2 separate regions of the Homo sapiens genome follow, and region 2 is linked to region 1. A link is a loop called in an ENCODE intact Hi-C map of the cell type or tissue named here. Cell type or tissue: PC-3. All regions are shown on one strand.

Region 1 (8,000 bases):
GAACCCGAAGGCAGCTGTGTCCACTGTGGAGCAAACCCTGGGGGAGGAGGAAAACTGTCTCAGTGTGTTGGTGACTCATTCTGGTGCTGATTTGGCCTTATGAAAGTAATTTAGCTCCACTGGGCTGAACCTAGTCATAATTAATAACAGGATACCTGGTTATACAGTGGGTCCAGTATTACCAACAAAGTGTTGCCTGAGGCAGAGGCAGAGAAGAAACAGAGAAGAAAACAAAAGGAAAGCAAGAGCAGACGATGGCTTCCAGTATTCTTCAGGCTGTAGAGACCCTGTGAAGGTTTCTGGATACATATGTATACAATTGAGGTTTAAAGGAACTAACATTTCAGGGTCTATTACGTATCAAACAGAGTGCTGGATGCCTTTTCCATGTAACTCATGTAATCCACCCAGCAGTCTTGTGTAGTAGCTGTTATTATCCCCCTTTTACTGAGGTTAGGAAAATAGCTTGCTTGGTATAAGCAGGTTTAAACTCAGGTCTATATAACTTGAATCCTAGCACATGTTTTTAACTTCAAAATAATCATACAGTCTAGGTGACACTTAAAGAGATGTAGTTTGCTTATGTATTTAAAAGCAAGTAGCCATTACCTTCTACCAGAGCCTCCTTCTCTCTTTTCTGGTTCTCACTTTGTCTTAAAATCCTAATGTATTAATTTGTGCTTCAGCCTTACAATATACTAAATGATTTTGTAGTGGGAAGAAAATGGAAGGAAATGGATTTTGAAGGCAGAGAAATCTGGCCTCAAATTTGATTTTCACAGTTCATTAGCCATATGATCTTAGGAACCTGTACAATGGGATTAATAATATTAGTTTAGTTTTTTTTTTTTTTTTTTTTTTTGAGGATGAAATGAGTTACGGGAACATACCTAAACTAACATAATGTTTTTCACTTAGGGGTCACTGAATTGTTGGTTTCCCTCCTGTCTTTCAAAATTTAGATAGAATTCACTGGTTTCAGAATTTCCTAAACTATGCTCTGCAGAAAATTAGGTGTTCTGAGAGAGGTAATTAACATTCTTCATAAAAACGTTTTTCACGGTCAGTATGTTGGTGTGGAGTGAATGCTTCTAAAGAAATGCTTCTCTTAAGAAATGCTTCTAACTCTTGCTTTTACCCACTCTCCCTTCCCCCAGAGGATCCCAACCATACAGAGCTCATAGGTCAATTCCAAATGCATTAAGGAACTAAATGTGAACATAAAAATGGAAACCATTTAGAAGAAATATGGAAAAATGTTATATGTAATTTTTTCATAGTGAGTATCTCTTTAAAAAAGACAAAAACTCAAAACATAAAGGAAGAAATTTTGACTATGTTAAAACGTAAAACTTTCCTAAGACAAAGACACAATGTAAGAAGGTATTTCAATGTATTTAACTAACAAAGGATTAGTATCTGAATATATAAGCATTCTCACAAACCAGCAGAAAAAGGCAAACAATGCAATAGAAAAAAAGCAAAGGGTGTGAATTGACAATTCACAAAAGGGAAAGTTGTGTGGCCAAGAACATCTAGAAAAAAAAGCTCAATTTCACTAGTAATTGAGGAAATGCAAACTAATATAAAAATGAGATATGTTACACTGATTAAATTCACAAAAATTCACATTTTAATTGCTAGTTATAATTTCTTCAACATTATACTGTAATTTTTAATCAGCACGGTAACACACCTAAACACACAAAGGAATGAAGTGAAGAGCATAAGGATTGGGCAGCAAGACACAAAACTGTCATCATTTGTACACAGTGGTGGCATATTTACCATACAATTTCAAGAGAAAATAAGTCAGACTCTTCCAAATGGATTAAGGAACTAAATACTAAATGTTACGAGATATTAAATGATTTTGTAGTGGGAAGAAAATGGATTTTGAAGGCAGAGAAATCTGGCCTCAAATTTGATTTTCACAGTTCATTAGCCATATGATCTTAGGAACCTGTACAATAGGGTTAACTATGTTAGTTTAGTTTCTTTAAATGAACAAAATAAAACTATGAAACAAAATAAGACCGTTAGAACTAACACAATAATTTAGCAAGTCAATTAAATTTAAAATTAAGATAAAAAATTTAATTTTAATAAACCATACCAACAGCTATGACAGAAGAAACTGTTCACTAAATATTTTTGATTTTGTATTAGTACAGGGTAGGATTTCACTTTCTTGTCTCCTTGAAGTTAGGTTTGATCATGTGACTTGCTGTGAACAATGAAGTGTAAACAGAAGTGATGCCTGTCTCTTCCAGGTAGAAGCTGTAAGAGACAGCACAAGATTTGCTGCTCTTTTCCTTTGTTTCTTGGAACAAGGAATGGCAGTCATCTTCCACGTGGCAAATTGATAGAGCACCATTATCCGGAAGACTGCCATATCTTCCAGATATTGGTTGCTCTATAGACAATTTGGGTCCTGGGGTGAGGACAAAAGAGAATAGTGCCCTACCTAATACATGATAGACATACAGCATAAACAAGAAGTAAACTTCATTTTCAGTCATTGAAATTTTAGGGTTATTTGTTAATGTAGCATCCCCTAGCCTATCCTAACTGATATGACCAATGAACATCTATTAGTCATTTACCATGTGCCAAGCTGTTCTGAGTCCTCTCTCTCTTTCTCTGTCTCTCTTTCTCTTTCTCCTTCTTTAATGTAATCACCACCAGAATTTTCTGAAGTAGGTATTTTTATGACCCTCGATTTGACAGATGAGTGAATTATCCCCTAGAGATACTGAGAGATTAAAATAACTTGCTTTAGGTGACACACCTTGTAAATGGCAAAGGCAAGATTTGAACTCGAGTCTTTTGGTTTCAATACCTGAACTTGTTCTGTTAATCACTTGGTATGCTGTCTTCCTCAGAAAATGTACTATAAAATTTTTACATATCATTTGTAATAGGAGACAAAACTATATGATATGTAGAAAAACACTTATAAAACATTACTGAGACTTTTACATAGAAAATTTTAAAACTTCATTAAAAGAAGGCTTAACTGATTGAAAAGATGTAATATGACTGTGATATCGTAATTTGTGGTTGGGAAAACTCAAATTCATAATGATGGAAACATATCCAAATTAATTTATAAATTTAGTGTACTTTCAATAAAGATATCATCAATTTCTTTTGAATAGAATTTGACAGACAAATTCTCACATATATATGGAAATATAAATGACCGAGAAAAGTCAACACAATCTTGAAGAATAAAAATAATGGTAGATTTGTCTGACTAGGTATTATAACTTTTGTAAATCCTATGAGTAAAAACTGAGGGTTGACACAGAAATAGACAAACCAATGGAAAAGAAAAAGGAATTTAGAGCCCAATCTATTTATATAGTGAGGGTGGCAATAAAATTTTGGTGGGAGCAGGATGGATTATTAAGTAAATGACATTGTGACAATTTGTTATTGATATTGAAAAATTCTATATCTGTACATTTATACATATTGAATTCTGGATAAACTAAGGGCTTAAAAAGTAAAATAATACAAATTTAGAAGAAAACAGGGAAAATAATAGGTGAATTACATCAGGTAAGGGTTTTTTATGTATGATGCAAAGGCACAAACTATTAAGGAGAATATTAACAAATTTGACTACATACTAGCTTCTATAAGATACCATGAAAAATATGAAAAAAGAAGATAAAAACTACAAGAAACTTGTAATACTATAGCCATCAAAGGATTAGTATCCAGAATATATAAAGAGCTTCTACAAATTGATGATAAAAAGAAAAACAATGCAATGGAAAAATAGGTAAAGGTAATGATAGGTAATTAGTAGAAGAAGAAAACTGAATGCCAATAAAAATTTGAAAAGATTCTCAATATTGCTAGTATTCTGGGAAATATAAATTAAAACATTCAGACATACCATATGATACTTATCTAATATGTAAAACTTAATAATTCTGATGACACCTACTGGAGAGATTGTGAATTTTCAGTGGGGCTGTAAATGTGAAGATGGTCATCTGCCATAAACGCAGCAATTACACTTTTAGGGAGAAACCTGTACGTTTATAAGAAAACGCATACATAGTAGTTCTTCAACATCATGTTGCAGAGCTGTGTAAAGAAAGTAGACCTTCAGATATCAACACAGGTAAAGCACAAAAACACATTTTTAACAGGAAGAAAGGAGGTTAAAAAGATACAAATATTTATATGCATATTATGTATGTAAAATTTAAAAATATATGAAACAGTAGTACATTTTCTTTGTGGAGGTAAATGTCTCAAAACTTATATGGAAAGATATAGAAAAACTTCAGGAAAGTGGTTGTTTAGAGAGGAAGACAAAAGGAAAGAAGGGAGGAAGGGCTTTAATTTTAACTGTAACATTTTGTATCCTCAAAAGAGAGAAAGCTAAAACACATTATGGAAAATGTTAACATCTGTTTAATGTTAGTGGTATGTAGTAGGTAACTGTTATAGCATTTTCTGTACTTTTAATGTTTGAAGTATTTTATGATTAAAATTTAAGTCTAAAAAATCCCTAGATGGTACCTTTTCATGTATATACTGCAGTATGGTTAGTCTCAGATCTTATACCTAGGCCTTAAAGTTTGTTTTTTAATTTTTCATAAATGAGATTGACATTTTCTTTTAATTTATGCTTTTAAGCAGGTAGCCTTATTTTAGGATCTTCAGCAATAGTCATGTATGTTTTTAAAACATTTTATTTATTTGTATTTATTTATTTATTTATTTATTTATTTATTTATTTATTTATTTAGAGAGAGATAGGAGGTCTTACTATCTTACTATGTTGCCCAGGGTAGTGTCAAACTCCTGGGTTCAAGTGATCCTCCTCAGTAGCTGGGACTGCAAGTGTACACCACCGAGGCGAACTTGTTCTGAAAACTTTTTAAAGTCTACAGGCTTATTTCAGAGATGTCAGCTTTACTGTCACACAGTATCCTAGAAGTAGACATTACAATGTTCTAGGAAGAAAATAAGACTCCAGATTGCCCAAAGTCATCGGCCAAAAAGTAACAAGGCTATTAAATTTGTATGTAAGATTTCAGTCTCTAAATCAACGGCTTGCTTCATGCTTTTCTGCCTCCAATTGTTTTTGTTTTGTTTTGTTTTGGTGCACAATGGGGTTCATATTAGGGAAAAAGTGATCTAGAAAGACAGCTATTTAGCCACGGCCTTAATTATCTCCTTCCTTTCTAGAGTGCAAATTTGCCTCTAATGGATGGAAATGCTAATGATTTTAAACCTTACTACAAAAAAAACAGTCTAAAAATTTTTAAAGAAATACTTTAGCAAGCTTTATATATTCTATTGGGAATAAGACGTCCTTTAGGCAACAATTATCTACAAAAGAAAGGAAGTCATGAGAAAGGTGGGGGTGAAATGAACAAGGGAATGGGATGGTGGTAGGGTTTTTTGTAGGTGACTACATATTTGGTAGAAAAAGGTCAAGAGCAGAACTCATTCACTTCACTTCAGGGAGGAAGAGGAAAGCAGGATATTAGAGTGGAAAAAAGAGAAAAAAGAGCTGAATATGATTCTGGGATGATAAAGTACTCCTGAAAACTGCCTCACGGGCTACTCAGGGGCACTAAGGCTCACCTGCATTCGCCATAATCCATCCTTTCTGGTCATGCAGGGTTTTCAAGGAGGGAGCCTGACTTTTAGGAATGAGGTTAGTAATCCAATCTGTTGCAGTCTAGGCAATGACTGTATGTAAAACTGGCAACTGGCACTATTAAAAGTGGAACCAGACAGCATATTAGAAGAGGAAAGAGGAAAACGTGGACATGTGGGAGCTGCAGGAGGAGAGAGTTACTGAAGTGTGTGACATGTAGGTCTTCTGTCTGCCAAGTGGAGTTCATTAAGTGGCAAGAGTCTATCACTTTCAGCTCACAAATAGCTCACAAACAGAAAGATGGCAATGACAGTGCAGTTGTCACTGTTAGAAATGACAAGTCTTTGCAACACTATTCCTCCAATTTTAAAAAAGTATCAAATCAGACATTGAGATAAATATAATTAAAATATGTGATATGAAAACTTTCTATATAAATTCCATTTTAAAATATCAGACATAGAGACATTTTAAGTAGGTTCTAGATGGAATTTATGTATGAAAACTAGGAAATGAGCTTAGTGGAGATATTTTTCATAAATGTTTATATATGAGTAAGTTTTAAATACAAATAGATTTTTAAATACTATGCTCTAAGAGATGTAAACTTTAAGAAGAGTAAGGGAATAATAAAAATAAATATTCATGGAGAAATCTCTGATCCCATTTATTTAGCAAAGTAGCCGTCCTTCTCTATGAGAGATGTATTGAGTAATTCAATTAGCTTTTCATTTACAAATTCGTATCCTAAACTCATATTTATTGAGCGCCAAATTGTGTTTCTGTTTAGGAGAGGTAAGACTTTACCTACTTACGGTCTCCAGCTGGGCTTGAGAATTAAATTGATATCAGACAGATTAACAGGAGAAACGCACACAAATTTCTACATGTGCATGGGAGCCCCCATAGGAAAATGAAGGTCCAAAGAATTGGCAAGACCTAAGTGCTTATAGAGTAGGTTGAACAAAGTGTGACAATTGTGCAAAAGTAACTAAAATGTATGGGAAGGCTAAAGGAAGATGAGTGATTTTAACAAGGTTTCCTTGTCCAGATTTTTCTGTTTCCACTCTCCATTTCTGGTGACAAGAATATTTATTCTCTCCTGGCACAGGGAGGTCAGAGTGTCCCTTTTGTATCTGTTGTTTTCCAAGTGCCTTTAGCTAGAAAAAAATCCTTCTGCCACTCTTCAGCAGGCATTGTTCTAGTGTTTGGGACTTATTTGTATATCAAAGACACAAAAATCCCTGCTTGTGTGTCTTACATTCTAGGAAGAGAAGAAATAAACATAATAAGTTAATTCTATAATACTTTAGAAAGTAATAAGTGCTGTAAAAATCAAGAAGAAGACACCTGTGTGCATGTGTGTGTATGTTGGGCGTGAGGGGTGGGCTAAGAGGGTAGCATTTTGTCGTACAGATCGCCTTCTGAGGAGAGGATATTTGAGCAAAGACTTGAAGGAGGGGAAAGACCGTTTCAGGCAGTGAGAATAGCCAGTGCAAAGCCCTCGGGTGGGAGCATGCCTGGTGTATGTAAGGAAGCTTGGAGACCAACATAAGAGTATAGTGAGCAAGATTGAGAGTGTACGAGATGAAATCAGGGAGGTCACAGGGGCAAGAGCACACAAAACCTACAGGGTATTGTCAGGGTTTGCCTTCAGGAGCCATGGGGGCATTTTGAGCAAAGTGAAGTGATCTGACTTAGATTTGAAAGGGATCACTCTGCCAAGAACATGCTGTGGAATGGTGAGTGTGGAAGTGGGGAGACTGGTAAGGATGCTACTGCAACAGTCAGGTGAAAGATGATGGTTGGAGCAGATGGTAGCAGTGGAAGTAGTGAGAAGTGACTGGACTCTGGATATATTTTATAGGACAGGCCAACAAGTTTCTCTAATAAAATGTATAGAAAGGGCATGGAATGAAAGAGGCAGAAATCAGTGATGACTCTGACATTTTGACAAGAACATCTGCAAAGGTGGAATTGTTGTCAACTCAGGCAGGAATTTTACAGGTTTGTAAGGAAATATTAAGAGTTTGATTTTTGGATCTGCTAAATTTGAAATGACTATTAGATACACAAAGAGAAATGTTGTGAAGGTAGTAAAAGAACCTGGAGTTCAGAAAAGTGTGAGTTGGAGATACAGAAATTATCTTACGTCTGACAGCCATGGAATTGGATAAGGTTATCTGGAAAATAAATGTTGAGTAAGCGAAGATGTCTAATGACTAAGCCCCAGGGTCCTTCAACCTTTAGAGGTTGGGAGAAGAGGAGATGCCAACAGTGGAGACTGAGAAGAAAACCTTAGTGAGGAAGCAGGAAAGCCAATGAAGTGTGCGATCCCAAGACAAGTGAAGAAAATGTATCAAAG
Region 2 (8,000 bases), 160 kb before region 1:
AGTTGTGTTGCACTTGACACTGACTGTTTGCATTCCTGTGGTTCCTATAGACAGGATTTCTGACATTAGAATCAGAAGGCTTTTACTTAACATAGATAGAATTTGTGATGTTAGAATCATAAGGATTTTGTTTAAGAATTGCATACAATGTTTTTTAGATCTCAAATTCCAGGGAAAAAGCTGATACCGACCAATTTGAAGACCCCCACAGAAGAAGGGAAATAACATGAGAATACAGTTTGTATGCAGTCCTCCCTGTCTAGGACTTCCATCTGCTATCTTTGACCAATCAGCAATCTCTACACTTCAGCCCACTCCAAAATCCTTAACAACCTTAGCCCCAGACTCCTAGGGGAGACGGAATAGAGGTTTCCTCCCATCTTCTTGATCTGCAGCTCTATGATCTGCTGTAACCCGGTGTCTCAGGGCATTGACTTGCCATGCATATTGGACAATGGACCTATTACGGTTCCAGTATGTCTCATATGTCTTCTTGGACCTGTTTTTTAAATGTTTTTAAAATGAGACAATGTACAATACAAATTTGGAATAATTTTACAACATATTAAAGTCAGATAAGAAACAGGCAAGATACACGGAATTAAAACTTACCATAAAGGTTCATTTTTTTTTTTTTTTGCTAGAATAGGGAATTTCTCCAAAATGTATTTGAAAACCATTAAGAACTCAACTGAGACAGTGACTTCAATGATCCAGTGAATCAAAGAGGCCACAGTGATTAATTTTAACTAATTCTTTGTTTAGATCAAATTGAACAAACAGCCTTCCTATGCAGTTTTGATATTGGATTATTTTTTTTTCACTGTAGGAATGCAGAGTAATTGATATCTCATATTTAAGTTATAAGAACTGCTTGAGAAATTTGAACATTGAAGGAAAGACCTTTGGAATTTGAAGAGCTATGCCACTAACAACAGACATACATATAGTTGTTCATTTAGCAAAGTACACCACGTGGATGCTACATTTGGGAGGAATTTTGATGGGTGCATTACAAAGTCTGACTAAAAGCAATGCATGTTTGGTGGTGATGTTAGTTCTTTTAATCACTCCTGATGGACCATCCATATCTTCCTATGACCACATGTCCGATGCAGAGGAGAAAAGATTATTTTCCTCACCCACTGCTAGGTTCATTGCTGAGACCCCTATAACAAAAGACAGACTAACAAGTGGAAGGCATGCAAATGTAAAATTTATGTGATATGGGCACTTTCAAAAATGAATGATAACTCGAAGAAACAGAAAAAAACTGTGTATTTTTATGGACAGTCATGCAGAAGTATGATTGGAAGATAAAAGGATATGATCTAAAGGTAATAAACTGCAGGAACAAGCAAGGCCTGTTTTTCAGTTTCTTCTTGATATTTCTGTGCCTTTGAGGACAAGGATGTTTCTCTCTTTGGGGTATAGGGAGGACCCCTCTAGAATGAAGGTCTTATAACCTACTTTAGGGAAAGACCAGAGAATTTCTGCTTCAGTGAAGAAGGAGCGAGAGGAAGGTGAGAATGACCTTCCCGCTTCTGCTTTGTCTTCAAATGCCAAGGTGTCACATTTTTTGGTAGCATGTCTCTAACCCTCTCATGGATAAAGAAGGCTATTACTGATTTAAAGACCATTTGAATCAAATTGTAGGACATTCTGCCATTTAGTAACTTTTTAAGAGCCCCAGTAATACCACAAGCAAATACATACATTAACATATATTACTTAATCAATAATACATACATACCATCCATCCTACTATTTACTTTGAGTTCCAATGCTACCTAAAATGAAAAGTTTTTAATGCATTTTAGGAGCCGAAACAGAATTCTGTTTCCTGTGTGATACAGAAAAATAAGAGCAAAATTGAGCTTTTGATGCTTTAGGCAATCACAGATTAATGAGAATGTGAGTTCTTGGCACTAGGAAGGAGCTCTGCATTTAATATTATCTCTCATATTTGAAGATGATGCTTGACAGCTTGACCATGATGCCAAATAAAAAAGAAACTTTCCTGTTTGCAGAGACTATTTGTGTTCATTAGGGTACTAGCTAAGTGGCTATAACTTGAAGACCTCAAATAAAGAGGTATAAACTAGAAAAATGTTTATTTTTCTCTTACTTAATAGTCCAGAGGTAGGTGAGCTGTCCAGGGCAAGTAGACAGCTCTTTTCCTGTCATCCAGGGACCCAGGGACCCAGGCTCCTCCCATCTTTAGGTTATATCATCCTTTAGGATGTCTCATGGCCACTGTGTTTAAGTTCGAACCACTAGAAGGGGAAAGAAGGACAGGGCAAGCAGATTCCTTTTAAGGTTATGACAGTGTTGAAATTTACCTGAGCCCTGTGATCCTGAAAAACAGCCATGATTAAAGAAATCCTGCCACCCATTGTGTTCTAGGAAACAGCAGCTTACTCAACCACGACTTTGTTAAGAATCAAGGATGCCCGATATGGTTTGGATTTGTGTCCCTGCCCAAGACTCATGTTGAATTGTAATCCTCAGTGTTGAAGTAGGGGCCTGGTGGGAGGCGATTAGATCCTGGGGGTGGATTTCCCTCTTGTTGTTATTGGGATAGTGAATTCTCACAAGATCTGGTTGTTTAAAAATGCGTAGCACCTCCCCCTTCTCTCTCTTCCTCCTGCTTCAGCCATGTAAGATGTGCCTGCTTCCCCTTCACCTTCTGCCATGATTGTAAGTTTCCTGAGGCCTCCCAGCCATGCTTCTTGTAAAGCCTGCAAAAACTGCGAGCCAATTATGCCTCTTTTCTTTATAAAGTACCCAGTTTCAGGTTATTTCTTTATAGCAGTATGAGAACAGACTAATACAATGCCCCTCTTGTTTTCCTATGACAAGGCCAGACACAGACTTTCCAAATTCCTATTCTTTGCCTTTGAAATTATCAGCTGGACTGTTTTCTCACCACCGATCAGTGGAAACAAAATGCTTACTAACCAAACCTTTGTTAAGATTTTCTCCTTCCTCTAGTCCCCTGAACTCTTGCCTGCTTTAAGCCTGAGTCAGCCATACAACCCTTCCTTAAGGATCTCTGCCAAAAAAATAGACTGGTCTCAGGGTAAAACATTCCTGGATGTACTATCTGATCCTTCCATACTTTCATCCCACTTCTCTACATCTACATCTTTCTGGTCTTGTTTACTTCTCTTTAGACAAGAAAAATCCTTTTTGCCTAAAGCTTGCAGATCTTATAGTCAAATGTTCTCCTTTGTGCAATAGTCCCTCTCTTACTCTTTGCAAAAGTCCTTTTGAATAAAGTCCAGATTTGTTTTTAACTTGACAGATATAAACCAGAAGTTCCATTGGTTGGAGCCTAGCTACAAAGGGGCCTGGGAAGAACACTGTCTAGCTGGACAGCTAAATCCAGCTAAAACTCAAGAGTTCTATTATTAAACAAAAGAATCAGGTAATATATATTAGAAGACAATTGCCAGTATCTGCCACTCTCTTCTCACAGTAAGATACTGTTTGTAGTTCTACATTTCTTCTCTCAGACTGGTACTTTTGGACAAAATAGGTAACTCAGAATCTGGTTGTCCCTTGTCGCTTTTGTCTTCCTGTCAGTTTCCTGGCACTTGACTACTCTGCCATGTTTCTGAAAATGTGTCAAAATGGTCTTTCTTCCAAGTAAAACGCTTAGGGCTTCTCAAATTCAGCTTAGGACTTAGAGCTTCTAAAGTTCTGTTTAAAACCTAATCAAACTTTGGAAAATGTGGTTTTTTTTTGGTGTGGAAACAGCTGGGCTTTGTCCTTACTGTATATAATTATGGAGGCTGAGCAATCCTACCAGGCAACCCTGGTTTTTAGAGATGGATGGCTCTGGTATCAAATCCTGGCTCTGCCAGTTACTAGCTGAAGAGCCTTAAGTGTGGTATATAACCTCATGAAGGTTTGTTTTCTTCTCTATAAGAGTACTAAAATCTATATTGTAGACTTATTGCAAGAATTAGAGATAAAATTTAAAAAATGTCCAGTATAATGCCTGGCCTTGGCATACGCTAAAAAAATGGCAGATGCTACTTTAATTATTTGATACAACTTTTCTTTGGAATTCTTCCATTACATATCTTCCAGGTGCCTCATCATTTTGCATTGCTCTCCCTCGTCTGATTCTACACCCACATTTCATATTTCTAGATGTCATGCTTTGCAGTCCTCAACATTTTTGCTTGTCCTCTTCTCTGCTCTCAAAATTACCTAATTTGGGTTTAATTCTTTCAAGGTTCTAATTTCTCATTTTAGATATACAATTTCTTTTAGAAAAGTAATTCTGCCAGGCTGGGCAACATGGCAAGATCTCATCTCTACAAAACTAAATAAATTAGCTTTGTGTTGTGGCATGCACCTGTAATCCCAGCTACTTGGAAGGCTGAGGCAGAAGGATCCTTTGAATTCAGGATGTTGAGGCTGCAGTGAATCATATTCACTCCACTGCACTCTAGCTTGGGCAACAGAGTGAGACCCTGTCTCTAAAACAAACAAACAAACAAAAAATTCAATTCTGGTGTTCTGGAACTACAACAAATAGGAAGGATGAGTTAGATCTTTGGTTGTTTTTGAATTGCATCATGCTGGGCTTCTGGCCATCAGAATTACCCAGTGATATTTTCTAAAGAATCCGCTTATTACCTATTTTCTGCACATATTAGGAGCAGTAGAATTTCATTGCTCCCACTTATTGAGAAAATTCCCGCAAAGATGTTTAAGTGGTCAAAATTCATTGCATATCTTGGTAGCATGCATTTTGATGGAATATGCACAAAGTAGTGATTGATACTAGTTGCAGAATCCACTCCCCAAAAGGGAGAAAAATGGAATCACTCATATTCTTTCACAGTGCTGAGATAGTATCTGTGAGTGAATGCACAAGATTCTTATTTCAGGTATATATGGCTTTAAATTGATATCTACAAGTCATATTGTGGACTTCCTTATGTGTTCATTTGGTATAGATTATTAGAAGTTTTAAAGTCCCGTCACTGAACTTGTTTTTCTAAGAATAACCCTTCATATTTGAGTTCTTGCCAAATTCAGTCTTAATCATTATGCAACAAAATATTCTATGTCATCTGTTGGTGTGTTTACAAAGGAATGAGCATAAGCACATATGTATTTACGACCAAAAAATTAATCTTAAAAAAAAAATCACTCTAAGTTATGGGGAATTCTGGAAGCTTCTGAGTAAGCCAAAAGACAAGTTTCATATAAGGAGGTTCAGTAATTTTTGTTGCATTTGATGAGAATAAAACAAGACTTCACATATTACTAGCAGCTCAACTTGGTGCTAAGACTAAAGTTTCCCTGATGATGAAGCATTTTTGCCTTTCCCCAAGTCTTAGTGCAGGATTTGAGGAATAGGGATATAAATAAGACAATGTGTTGAGTAAGTTTCTGAGATGGAGAAGAAGGTTGCAAGAGAATAACTGAATGGTTATCAGACAATATTTGATGTCAATGTCTAAAAATTATTCCTCTGCCACATTCCCTTTTGGAGAGCCTACAGGCTAACTGGTGATAGTTCCAGGAGTGAATACATTCAGGAGTAAGTCTATTTCAAACACAAAAAATACTCCTTTCCTCCAGTCAATATCTTAATATCTTGAAGAAATTAATTTTTTTTTTTTTGAGACAGGGTCTCACTTTGTCACCCAGGCTGGAATGCAGTGGTGTGATCTTGGCTCACTGCAGCCTCAACCTCCTGTGCTCCAACGCTCCTTTTGCCTCAGCCCCCAAAGTAGCTGGGACTACAGGCTCACGCCACTATGCCCAGCTAATTCTGTGTATTTTTTGTAGAGGTGGGGTTTCGCTATGATGGCCAGGCTGGTCTCGAACTTCTGAGCTCAAGTGATCTGCCTACCTTAGTCTCCCAAAATGCTGAGATTACATGTGGGAGTCATGGTGCCTGGCTGAGATTCGATTTTTAAAATCTTTATAATATGCTTGAAATTATTCCATCTCTCCATCACCCTTGCCACTAAGTCCAAGTCACCATCATCTCTGGCTTGGATTATTGCAATGGGTTCTTAACTTGTCTATCCACTTTTGTATTTTTTCAAATTATCACAAGGTAGCCAGAGTCATTTCCTAAAAACAGAAATCAAATCATGACACTCTTCTCATTAAAACCTCTCAATGGTTTCTCACTGAAGTTAGAGGAAAATCCAAACTTCGTCCCATGTCCTACAAGACTGAATACTCTGGCTTCTGAAGGTCTTTCAGCCTTGGCAGCTTTTCTTACTGAGCATTGCTCCAGACCCTTGGGTCCTTCGTCGTTGTCAGTTTGCTGAGTGCTTTCCTGCTCCGCCTCTGCTCTCTGCTCTCTCCCAGTCTTCACAGGGCATTTTCCTCATTGCAGTTTAAACATGAGCTCCTCAAGGAGGCCTTTTCTGATTACCCCATTTAAGTAGGCTCTCCTTACTCTGGTGTTCTCAATCATAGCACCCTGTCTCCTTCGTAGCTTTTATCATTATTTGTAATTACATACTGATTTATTTGTTTATCATATGTCTCCCCTACAAATGTGTAAACTCCCTAAAATGCAACGGCCATATGTAACTTATTCACCACTCATTATTCAACCCTTAGAACATGCCAAGAACATAGTAGGTGCTCAATAAGTAGTTGTTGAATGAATGGAATGAACAATAATTACACAAACAAATAGCTATTGGACCTTTATTATGTGTTGGGCACTTGGCCTACCATAATAATAATGTTTTACCTTTATGAGAAGCCTGTGAAAGAGATACTGACATCTCTGGTTTACCGATGAAGAACTGGAGGATTAGAGACTTTAAATAACTTGTCCAAAGTTTCACAGCTAATAGGTGACAGAGATAGGACTCAAACTTAGTTCAAGCTTAAGATTCATGCTACTGTATTAACTACTACTATCTATCATTTATTTTGCAAATATTTATTGAGGATATAAAGTGAATAAAAGTACTGGGAAATAAGGAGCAGCAGTAGTAATAGTTATATGCTAACTGACATTTGAAATACACTTATAGATGAAATTACCAGATGATATTTGCAAAGCATCAAGCACAGCACTACAGTGTACTATACAGAGGGATTGCAGAGTCAAGACATAATTGAGAGCGCCCAGTGACTGATAGAAGGTCCTGCCACGAAGAGTTGTGGATGTGGTTTGGAGACATCTCTGGCTGAGCCTGATCTGCTGCTAGAGAGGAGACAATGGTGCATCTTAACAAATGACAATGCTGCTTCTGGTGTGATAGCAGCAGACTCAAATCAGGTTTTCAGTCTACTTTTAAGGAAACAGATGGTAATGTATACCTTATAAATGCTTGCAGGCTTTGTGGATAAAATGTCCTTTCAAGCCATTTGGAAATGTTCCACAGATCTGTGTTGTTATGGTGATGCAATGGAGCAGACGTAGAATAAGATTTGTAAAGAGAAAACAAAATCCAGCTCTTAAGGCTTACAGTCTGTCCTAGCCTAATTTATTTCTCTTTGAAAACATGGGGAGGTTCTTGGGGAATTAGAAAATGTGAAAACATTGAGACGTTGCTCTAGCCTTTAGAAAGCCATGGGGCAGACTATACTAATACACCATCAAATTAAATCATGAAGTTCCCTTCTAAATTTATCAGTATTAAAGAGGCAGCTTCAGAGTTTCTCTAAGAAAGAGCCACATACTAATTAAACAGCAGAAAGTTTTGCTTGAGCAAAAGGTTAAGATGCTTAAATATATAGTTTTCCATGTATCTCTAAAAATCTCGGATAAAATAATTATTGTTTGTGTCAATCATTTATTTGCTCTTAAATTCCTTTTATTATATTTAGGTTGAGAAATGCTTCATGCAAAAGCACATTTCAATGAAGTTTATTTTAACACCTCCATTTAGGGGTTTATTTGTAAATAGAAATAGGACATTTCAGACACTGATTGGACTGATTAATGGCGCTCATCAGGAAGAACCAAGGGATCATAATTAAACACCCAAAGTACA

Evidence for each region. A loop is a pair of places that touch in the nucleus more often than their neighbours do. Peaks named below come from ENCODE experiments on the same cell type or tissue, not always from the same donor. Only the 100,000 strongest peaks of a DNase experiment are listed, where the experiment ranks them.
Region 2: a loop joins it to region 1, with 2.3 times the contacts of the local background. A loop is called at or near these places in 2 of 110 quality-filtered maps.

What each region holds. Positions count from the first base shown.
Region 1 is chr12:18,857,431-18,865,430 of GRCh38, reverse strand. No RefSeq gene overlaps it. Among named protein-coding and RNA genes, the nearest start is that of CAPZA3, 120 kb to the right of the region's middle. In PC-3, a CTCF peak has its summit at 3,965 (motif pointing left); no DNase peak of the experiment used is centred here.
Region 2 is chr12:19,013,813-19,021,812 of GRCh38, reverse strand. No RefSeq gene overlaps it. Among named protein-coding and RNA genes, the nearest start is that of PLEKHA5, 110 kb to the left of the region's middle. In PC-3, no CTCF peak of the experiment used is centred here; DNase peaks (open chromatin) are centred at 2 and 3,022; H3K4me3 peaks cover 744 bases; H3K27ac peaks cover 1,849 bases.